2 separate regions of the Homo sapiens genome follow, and region 2 is linked to region 1. Evidence: chromatin loops called from intact Hi-C (ENCODE). Cell type or tissue: heart right ventricle. All regions are shown on one strand. Links, peaks and the distances in the headings refer to the core of each region. The heading gives the core; the rest is flanking DNA.

Evidence for each region. A loop is a pair of places that touch in the nucleus more often than their neighbours do. Peaks named below come from ENCODE experiments on the same cell type or tissue, not always from the same donor. Only the 100,000 strongest peaks of a DNase experiment are listed, where the experiment ranks them.
Region 2: it touches region 1 in a loop (5-fold over the local background); 7 of 110 quality-filtered maps call a loop at or near these places.

Annotation. Positions count from the first base shown.
Region 1 is chr21:43,936,681-43,942,046 of GRCh38, reverse strand. The region is part of intron 2 of AGPAT3 (1-acylglycerol-3-phosphate O-acyltransferase 3); the gene reads right to left. Among named protein-coding and RNA genes, the nearest start is that of TRAPPC10, 73 kb to the left of the region's middle. RefSeq lists a silencer at 1,114-1,285 and enhancers at 1,825-2,723, 2,967-3,366, 2,724-3,624, 3,903-3,952. In heart right ventricle, for the core only: a CTCF peak has its summit at 2,805 (motif pointing left); a DNase peak (open chromatin) is centred at 2,826; H3K4me3 peaks cover 595 bases; H3K27ac peaks cover 1,132 bases.
Region 2 is chr21:43,992,288-43,997,653 of GRCh38, reverse strand. LOC105372829 (a long non-coding RNA gene) reads right to left here and starts at 4,126. Exons shown (of 3, transcript XR_937781.3): 1 at 3,740-4,126; 2 at 1,186-1,254; 3 at 143-807. It also overlaps the pseudogene RNU6-1150P. In heart right ventricle, for the core only: no CTCF peak of the experiment used is centred there; no DNase peak of the experiment used is centred there.

The sequences.
Region 1 (5,366 bases), core at 192-5,191:
AGGAGAAATGCACATCCTTGGAAACGCTGTGGGTGAGGAGGTGGCACAGCCAGTCCCCTGCCACCTGGTCAGCAGGCTGAAGCTGAGAGGCTTGGCATAAGCCAATTACGAGCAGCTGCTCAGGCGCAATGCGGCACTCTTCCCAGACAGAGGCGCTCTTTTCCCAACACCTAATAGGTCTTTCATCATTTTGAGCATTTGTGAAACTGCATAGCTCAGCCACGAATCCCAGGAAATGATTTGATACCCTTTCTCCGCCCAGGCGCCAGGAACGGTCCGTGGAAGCTGCCAGAGTCGCCCGCTCGCTGGGGCCAGCCTGCCCTGTATACATGGCCCCCGTCACACTCGCGGTAGCCCCAGGTTGAGGATGAGTGAGCGGTTGCTCCTGGGGTTTTGGAACCCTCACCAATGACCGACCCCCTTGCTCAAACTCTCAGAGGCCCCAAATCCCAAGCTAATTTGTCTCCTAAATTCCACACTTAGGTTCTGTTTGTTTTTTAGAGATGGGGTCTCGCTCTGTTGCCCAGGCTGGAGTGCAGTGGCGTAATCACAGCTCACTGTGGCCTTGACCTCCTGAGCTCAAGGGATCCTCCTGCCTCAGCCTTAGGATTCTGTCTTTTGGCTCTGGGTAAACCTCTTTGTAAATAGTATTGATCGTTTTTACATAAACTGAGTCATGGGGAAGACTGGGCATCCTCCTGCCTGTGTCACCTGCAGTGACCCTCCCCGCTGTTAGCAATGGAAGTGCATTAATCGGATCTATAGAAGAGAAAGCTTCCAGATCAGAGAGAAGCAGCTCCTGGCCAAGTGTGCACCAAGAAAAACAAACACAGTCTAGCGTGGAACCTCCAGGGGAGCTGTGGTCTCTTCCTAGGAAATCACCTCGTTCTCCGGCTCTAGAAAATAAAGTTGGCACCCAGACTTGGGGTTTTTGGGTCCCCCCAGCTGCCCCCTGCACCACCTGGTACCATCATCACACACCCCATGGACAGAGGCTGGCACGCATCTTGTGCCCTTTGACCCTCTGCAGAAACAGCAGGCGGCATCAGTGTCCCGTTTTACCAACGAGCACTGGAGGCCTGGAGCACAAACACCCCATCTAATCCCAGCCCGGAGACACAGCGGGGTTGGGACCGAGTCTCTGAAATCCTAGGCCAGCGTGATCTGTGACACCTGCTGATTCTCGGCTTCTGCAGTAAGAGCCGGCACGGACTCTGGTCAAGGGCAGCTGGGAAATCGCCTGCGATCACCATAAACCAGCCCATCAGGCAATGGGTGTGACAGAGCAGCGCCACTTTGATGGTAACTACGCATTTTCTGCTCAGGGTGCAGATCACCATGTAAATCAGCCATCCTACAGCACCTGCCTTGGGGGGCAGTGGGAGTCTGTGCCCATACATCAGGCACTTGTCCGTCCCAGGACATGCCAGGCATCTACAAACACCGCCCAGATGGTATGAAACCGCTCAGCTCCTTCAGGAATGTTCTGAACAAAAACCCCTTTGCAGAAGGATGGGAGAGCTGCCCAAGGACCCCAGGAGGGATCAGAATGAGTTCCTGCCATCCCCTGCTTCCCTACCTCCCAGGAGTTCCCCTGCAAAGGGCTAGGCAGGGTTTGTTGACATGCAGAGAACGGTCCAGGGCTGGAAGAGGAGGGGAGCACACAGTAAAGGCCCCCAGGACTGCCCAGGCCCCCGGGCCCCGGCCTCACTCACCAGTAGAAGTAATAGGCCAAAGCCACCGCCAGCAGGGCCACACAGATCCCTGAGAAGAGGCAGGCCGGGTAGCTGCTCAGCATCTTCAGCCCTCGGTCCTGTGCTGCCTGAAGCCGGCGAGAAGGACCTGCGGGGAGCAGGTGTCAGCCTGGCCAAAGGGTGAGGAGCCGAGCTCAAGCGGAGGGATTAGGACCTGGCCTGAGCTGCCCAGGCTTGGCAGGGGCCGTTGCCACCCAGAGCATCTGCTCAGCAGGAAGTGGGTGCTGGGCACCCCCAGGGTGCCACCTGCGTGGCCAGCACTGTCCTTCTAGTCACAGAGACCAACTCAAGGGACCCCAGGAGCGCGCTGAAGCAGGACATACACACAGGTTCGTCCTCCTGCGCACAGCTGCGGGCTCTGCCGTCGGGGCACCGGCTAATCCAATAAGCAGCTTTTGGCCAGGAGCTGCTCACTGTAAACAGGCAGAGTCACAGGGCCAGCCAGGATGCAGGTCAACGAGCCCCACCCCAGCACAGACCCCTAGGACCAGGGACCTAAGAGTGCCCACATCTTCCTCCTCACAGCACCAGTGTGTCAAGGGGCCAGGTTGTGGGTGAGTTGGTGAGGTCTACCCTGTGCTCAGCCGTGGGCTAGCAAGATCCCTGAAAGGCCTCCAAGTGATAGGCAAACGTCCTGCATGTGGGGCATGGCTGTGGGCTCAACAGAGAACAGCCACCCAGCCTGCCGGACAGGCCAGGCGCCCGCGACACTCTCTCCAAACTGCAGCAAGGTTTGCTAAACGGTGGTGCTCCGGGTCCCATGTTCAGAGCTCCCACGCTGGAAGAGCTGTGGGGTGGGCCGCCTCTTATCCTCCAGAAGTCAGGCACGTCCCTCCATGTCACTCCAGCCTGAAACCTCTCAATCTGAAATGGAGTTCAAAGGCTAAACTAGGGAGATGAGATCAAAGGACCCAGGGACCAGAGCATCGCCCTGGGAAACCTCCTGGGGCGCGGGAGGCCCCCGACAACAACAGCGACGGGGGTGGGGTGTTATCAAGGGAGCGCCCGCTAGAGGCCCTCGACAGCACACGGGGACGGGGATGGGGTGTTCCTAAGGGAGCGCCCCCTGGAGGCCCGGCCAGTGCATTCTCGCTCAGGGTCACGGGGCCACAGTGGGATAAAGTGAAAGTCACTGCTCGTGCATCTCCCACGGCATCAGACACAACGAACCTGTCCCCAGCAGGGTTTGCCCAGGATGCTCCCCTAGCCTGGTCGCAGCCCCGTCCCAGCCCTGGTGCGGCCCCTGCGTGCTCTGTGGGAAACTGTGGACTGAGAGGTGGGAACCGCTCAGCTCAGTCCTGACATGCTCAGCCTTTACTTCTGTGAACCTGTGAACCTGGTGGAGGAGAGAGCGTGATGGGGCAGCCGCAGCCTTCCCAGGCCTGGGGGAGCCCCTCCTTCCCCCCACAAGGCTTCAGGTGACTGCATCCCCGGCCAACACATTGACCCCATGTGACTCCACGTGACACCCAGAATCGCCCGCTAAGCCACTCCTGGATTCCTGACCCTCCGCAGCTGTGTGAGATAATAGATGTCTGCTGTTTTCGCTGCTAAGTTTGTGGGTAACTCGTTACACAGCAATGTAACAAACACGGTAAGGCAACCAGGCAGATCAATATGAGGCGCACCATTTACTGGAAGTATTGGATGACTATTTATAGGGCTGGAGTTAGTGTCTGAACAAAATAGAAGATTTGCAGGCCGGGCACGGTGGCTCACACCTGTAATCCCAGCACTGTGGGAGGCCGAGGCTGGTGGATCACCTGAGGTCAGGAGTTTGAGACCAGCCTGGCCAACATGGTGAAACCCTGTCTCTATTAAAAATACAAAAAATTAGCATGCCTGTAATCCCAGCTTCTCAGGAGGCTGAGGCAGGAGAATCGCTTGAACTCGGGAGGCAGAGGTTACAGTGAGCACTCCAGCCTGGGCAACAAGAGCAAGACTCTGTCTCAAAAAAAAAAAAAAAAAAAAAAAAAGATTTGCAGATTCAAGAATTCTGACTTCTAATCCTCAGTACGTTCCTCAGTACGTTCCTTCTATCCCAATGAGCGATGTTAACTAACTTAGCTCTCTAGCGTAACATGCACATCATGGAACCAAGACATTCATTTAATCCTGTTAGCAGCCCAAGAAACCCAACAGTGAGTGTGAGTGTGTGTGTGTGTGTGTGTGTGTCTGTGTGTGTGTGAGAGAGAGAGAGAGAGAGAAAGTGGGGGAGAGAGGAGAAATGCAGCCCTCCCACCAGACAACAGCAAGCGTGTGAGCTGCTTCCTCCTCCCTCTGCAGCGAGGACCCAGACAACTTCCTTGGTCCAGCACTGTCTGCACAGTCACCCCAAAATATGCAAATATGACTGGCTGCCCACACAACCTCTGCCTGGCACTTCTTCTAACAAGAACCTGCCTGAGGTATAGAAGGCAATGGCTATGCAGAAGTCATCTGGTTTCATGGGATGCGTCCTAATGACTGCCTTAGAGATAGTTAATGAGAGAGAGAAAGGAGTCTTTTGGAGCTTCCAGAAAGGTTTCAGCCCCTGACAAAAGGTTGCAAAAAGAAATTTCCCTTTTCCTGTCCAGGCATGGTGGCTCACGCCTGTAATTCCAGCACTTTCGGAGGCAGGAGGATCACCTGAACACAGGAGTTCAAGGCTGCAGTGAGCCACGATTGCGCCACTGCACTTAAGCCTTAGTGACAGAGGGAGACCCTGTCTCCAGAAAAACAAAACAAAACAAAAAAAACTCCCTTTTCCTGACATCAGACTTATCTGTATCAAGTTGTGATGGCTGGTGCAGAGGCAGCCACGATGTCACCTCAAGGAGACAGGCCTGCAGTGGAAAGCAACCTAGAGGGTGGCCCAGAGGAGGAACAGATATAGTCAGGGGCCTTGCGCGCCTCCGCCAAGCCAAGCAAAGGCCAGCGTAGAGGAGCTGACCCCTGGGGCTTCCCACCTAGGTCAGCTCAAGGCAGATTCTGCTACTTTCAGCTCAATTCACCAGCGCCCCACCCAGTGGGCCTTTGGGACTCACACATATCTAGGGACCAACTTCTTATCTACATGCTTTGCATTTCCCAAAATCCAAAAGTCACTCATGGGTACCCCTGTGATAACAGCAAGCCTGAGTTTTCTCCAGGGCCACAGGAAGCCACAGGGTCAACGTTCCCCCACCCAGGAGTGCCAGCCCCACTCAGGTTTGCAGGCGGGGTGTTCTTTTATCTTAAAGCAAACATGGCTACCATTCAGAACAGTACGTGAATGGAGAATTCCTTTTAAAAACAAAACCAAAGATTTCTATTAGAGAAAAATACTTGGGGGAACCAGCATCCCAGGGACCCACAGCCTACTTCTAAATATGTCATTTTTTTAAGAGGAAAAAAGCTTGTTCACATCTTGAAGATTTTAACAAATTTTAGGGCAAGGAAACAGGCCGTGCAGTTGCAAATACACAGGGAAGCCCTTTTCGCTGAGGCACAGAGGCCTGGGAGCCGCTTTAGGCGGAGCTGACACGGGAGAGCCAGGCTGGCGCCAGGCATGGCTCCACTCAGAAGCACTAGGCCTCTGCGCCTCCATCCAAGAGCTGCGGTCGGGAAAAGGAAAGGATGTCTTGTTTTTGC
Region 2 (5,366 bases), core at 209-5,208, 56 kb before region 1:
CCCGGCATGAATGGATTTTTAAAAAGACCCAGCTATACGCTGCCTACAAGAAACTCACCTCATGTGTGAAGAAACATATAGGCTAAAAGTGAAGGGATGGAAAAAAATATTCCACAAAAATGGAAACCAAAAGTGAGCAGGAGTAACTGTACTTATATTAGACAAAACAGACTTCAAAAGCTATAAAAAGAGACAAAGACGCTGTATAATAATAAGGGGGTTAATTTGGCAAGGGAATATAACACTTAAAAATATATATGCACCCAACACCAGGGTACCCAGGTATATAAAGCAAATATTATTATTAATAGATCTAAAGGGAGAGATAGACCCCAATAGAATAATAGTTGGACTCTAAAACCCCTCTCTCAGCATTAAAAAGATCATCTAGATAGAAGATTAACAAAGAAACATTGGATTGAAACTACACCGTAGACCAAATGGACCTGACAGACCTTTACAGAACGTTTCACTCAACAGCTGAAAAATACATTCTTTTCATCAGCACATGGGAGATTCTCCAGGATTGACAATATGTTAAGACACAAAACATGTCTCTACAATGTTTTAAAAATCAAAATGATACCAGGTATCTTATCTGACCACAGTGCAACAAAACCAGAAAGCAATAACAAGAGGAACATTTGAAACTGTACAAATACATGGAAATTAAACAACATGCTCCTGAATGACCAGTGGATGAAGGAAGAGACTAAGAATGAAAATTTAAAATTCCATACTCACTTGGGCAGCACAGATACTGTTGCAGGCCGAAAGGAAGTCCCTCTGCGCCTTCCTTAGTGGCTGCTGCAGAAAGTGAGGGTGGTGATCAACTCAGTATACCACTGGAGGGTATGTGGGTAAACAGCAAACTGTTCTCAGAAAAGCAGAACGTTGGCAAACTGGTAAACTGACAAACTGCTTCTGCCGCCCAGAAGGAATACTGAGGCAGTCACGACCCAGGCACAAGTGTTTCTTGTGATTAGCTACAGGGCACATCTGAAGGCTGTTAGTAATAATATGCACCTGTGATCAATTAAGCAGCTGAGCAATCATTACCTCCTCCTCCCTGCTCATTCTACTCAACAAATAGGAAGGGCTGTGGAAGCTCAGGTGCTGTTCATGCTCACCGGAAGCTGCGAGTGCTCTTCTTCTTCCCCTGGCCCCTTCCTTTAAAATACTTACTTTTGTTTTAAGTTTTCATTTCTGCGTTGGTCCCCCTTTGTTCAGTCCTGTAGAAACCGTGGCAATATCCTAAAGTGGAAATGATAGAGAAGATTAGCATGACCCCTGCAAGGAAACGTGCAAATTCATGAAGTGATCCATATTTTTAACAATGAAAAAACTTTTAAAAATATTAAATTCCTTGAAACAAACAAAAATAGAAACACAATGTGCCAAAACTTCTGGGACACAGTAGACGCATTAAGAGGTAAGTTAATAACAATAAATGCATACATCAAAAAACTGGAAACCTTGCTGAGGGTAGTTAGTGGCTCACGCCTGTAATCCCAGCATTTTGGGAGGCCGAAGCGAGTGGATCACTTGAGGTCAGGAGGGAGCACTTGCTGGGTTTTGAGGATGGCACACGCGGATGGCACGCCCAGCTCACTGTCTCCACGCCTTAACTTGGGCTGGAGGCTGCTCCTTGCTGCCCAGGGGTCTCTACCCACGTGAATCCTGTGGCCTACGTGACAATCCGCTTTAATCCAGGCACTCACATTCCTTCCACCCATCAAAGTCAAGATCAAGTTCTGAGCTCAGCCGCAAAGCCCTGTGAATGAACGGCAGTTCCCCAAGCACCCAGCTGTCCGACACCAGGATCTGGAGCCACTGGGATGTGGCTCTCTGTGCTCCCGCCCTGGTTATTTCCACTTGACTCTGAACTAGCTGGACGGCTTGGGCATGGTCAGTGTCCTTGGTCTGGTCCCTGGCTTGGGCATGGTCAGTGTCCTTGGTCTGGTCCCCGGCTTGGGCATGGTCAGTGTCCTTGGTCTGGTCCCCGGCTTCCTCATCGGGTAGCATGTGGGCTGCTGTTGGGAGTTTCAAAGATCCCTCGCAATTTTGTACCAAGTCCTGGGACTCGGCAGTCAGAGAGCACCGTGTGGCTTTGTCTCTGTTCCTTTTTATTGTTATTGCTATTCTTATTTTAAGACAGGGTCTCACTCCATTGTGTGGGCTGGGGTACAGTGGCACATTTGTGGTTCATGCAGCCTTGAACTCCTGGGCTCAAGCGATCCTCTCACTTCATCCTCCCGAGTAGCTGGGACTACAGGTATGCACAACCATGCCAGGCTAATTTTTTTTTTTTTTTTTTTGAGACAGAGTTTCGCTCTTGTTGCCCAGGCTGGAGTGCAGTGGCACGATCTTGGCTCACCGCAACCCCTGCCTCCCGGGTTCAAGCGATTCTCCTGCCTCAGCCTCCCAATTAGCTGGGATTACAGGCATGTGCCACCATGCCTGGCCGATTTTGCATTTTTAATAGAGACAGGGTTTCTCCATGTTGGTCAGGCTGGTCTCGAACTCCTGACCTCAGGTGATCCACCTGCCTCAGCTTCCCAAAGTGCTGGGATTACAGGCATTAGGCACTGTGCCCAGCCAATTTTTTTATTTTTGTAGAGACAGGGTTTCACCATGTTGCCCAGGCTGGTCTTGAACTCCTGGCCTCAGGAGATCCTCCTGCCTCAGCGTCCGAAAGTGCTGGGATTACAGGTGTCAGCCACCATACCCAGTCCCTCTGCGCCTTCCTTAGTGGCTGCTGCAGAAAGGAAGGGACAAGCTCTCATCCAAGGTCTCCTCGTGAACCGCTGCCTGGGCCCCCACTGTCCGGGCCGCCACTGCAGGCTTCTGGCCCAGGTACCCTGGAGACCCCCAGGGCAGAGCTGTGGCTTCTCCCCACACCCCAGGTTGTGCTTATGGCCCAGTGAGTTGTCGGATGGGAGCCCGGCTCCTTTCCCTCAGCCTTCTGGGGAGCTTTTGGTTTGGGTTTTCATTTTCTGATGAGGAGGCTGAGAAATGACTTCTGAAGTCGGGATTTTCCCTCAGGTCTGACTCTGCAGCCTGTGGGTCCCACCTGCACCTGCGGGAGAGACGGAAGAGCCACCTCGGGGGCGGGTGTGGACAGGCCCACCCTGAAGAAGGAAAAGGCTTCGGACCAGAAGATGGAATGGGATCACTTCCTTCCCCGACTAAGGGCGAAGCCTCTGGCAGGCATCCCTTCCTGCTCCCTCCGTGTGCTGGTGGGCAGGGGAGACACCACGGTGAGGCTCTGTGGGCTGATAGGGGCTGGGCACACAGGACCAGAAACCGCTGGTCATCTCCCCACACCCGCCTTCCCACAGCCCCAGGGAACCCAGCTGTCTTGGAGGGGATGGGACGCCTGACTCTGCCAGCAGTGGCTGTTCTCTGAAGAAGGCGCGGCCTTTGAACTCAGACCAGTCTCCAGCGCAGGCTGGGGCTGGGAGGGGACGTGCTGGAGGAATGACCCAGGCAGCTCAAAGTGGGTTCCCTCTTTCCTCTCAGGAATTTCCTGGGGGGACCTGCAGGATGACCTATTTCTACATGATTATGCCCTGAGGACAGAGTCCCCTCATCCCAAGGACAAGGGAAGGGTTATTTCAGGGCAAGTTGCCCCAAATTCTAAGCAAAAACAGAGTTTAGGATAATAAAAGTGAGTTTCTGTCACTGAGGACAGGGAATGTGAAGAGCCACCCCCTACCCCATCCTGGGTTGTGCTCACCCGGGTGCAGCTCTGCCATCAGCAGACCTTAGAGGCACCAGGAATCCAAACTGGGGGGCCAGGAAGGCACGCGTCTCCTCCGTGCACGGGTCACTGCCAAGACTCCCGTGGAAACCGGCCTGGGAACACCTCAGGCTTTGTTCTCCGACCGGTCACTGCCCAGGCCTCTGCGGCCATCTGCTGACCTAGCGTCATTGTGGCCACTTCTGCTCCAGGAAGCATTCCTTCCTTGCTCCGAGGACACTGGAGATGTTCATGGCTGTCCTGGAGAAAGCGGCCAGTGGGGGCAAAGCAGGTACAGACCCCACACACTCGGAGGCAGGGTGTGGCAGGGCCCCTGGTGACACAGCAGGGACAATGAAGTCCAAAGGGGGCGGAATGCCCCAGAGAGATGGGCACCAGCATCGTCATACCTGTCCCCCCGACCCCCAGAGACCCCACGCCTCCCCACCAGATCTTTCACTGGCAAAGGAGGGGCTGCAGGCTGTCTCCATCCTTATTTTCTGGTTGGGAGCAGCAGAAAAGGGTTTGGGCAGGAGACATGGCATAGACCGTTCACAGCTGCCCTGCTGTCTTCGGCCATCCAGGCTGTGTCCTGCGATTGCACAAGCTCTGCCGTGAAGCCGCTGGAAGTGGCAGCCACCTTCCTGTTTGTTCTGAGGAGAGGGTACATCCGATGGCTTTGGACCAGCCTGAGGGGGGTCAGGTTTCTTTTTTTTTGAGACGGAGTCTCACTCTTTCGCCCAGGCCGGGGTGCAGTGGCGCTATCTCGGCTCACTGCAAGCTCCGCCTCCCGCATTCACACCATTCTCCTGCCTCAGCCTCCCAAGTAGCTGGGACTACAGGCGCCTGCCACCACGCCCGGCTAATTTTTTGTATTTTTAGTAGAGACGGGATTTCACCGTGTTAGCCAGGATGGTCTCAATCTCCTGACCTCGTGATCCACCCTCCTTGGCCTCCCAAAGTGCTGGGATTACAGGCATGAGCCACCGCGCCCGGCCGAGGGGGGTCAGGTTTCGTATAAAGTCCTGGGCAGGTGGAACTGACCATGTAATTACAGCTGTGTGAGTTGGAATTTCGGGGGCGGAAGTCCTGCATTTAAAAGCTGCTTGAGCCAGGCACGGTGACCACGCCTGTAATCCCAGCGCTTTGGAAGGCCGAGGTGGGTGGATCACCTGAGGGGTCAGGAGTTCGAGACCAGCCTGGCCAACATGGTGAAACCCCCGTCTCTACTAAAAAAAAAAATTACCCGGGCATGGTGGTGCGTGCCTGTAATCCTAGCTACTTGGGAGGCTGAGGCAGAAGAATCGCTTGAACCCAAGAGGCGGAGGTTGCAGTGAGCTGAGATCACGCCACTGCACTCCAGCCTGGGAGACAGAGCGAGATTCTGTCTCCAAAAAACAAACAAACAAACAACTGCTTGAGGGGAAAGTATGCTCTAGAATCCCTTCTGGTCCCGACGGGCGACTGAGAATCGCAGAGAAGCTGAAGGGAAGCCATGGGGACAGGTGTACAGCCCCTTCCCAGACACACTGCGGGCAAGGCCCACCCAGTTCTGCAGCCCCTTCCCGGACACACTGCGGGCAAGGCCCACCCAGCTCTGCAGGCACCCAGGACAGACATGCCG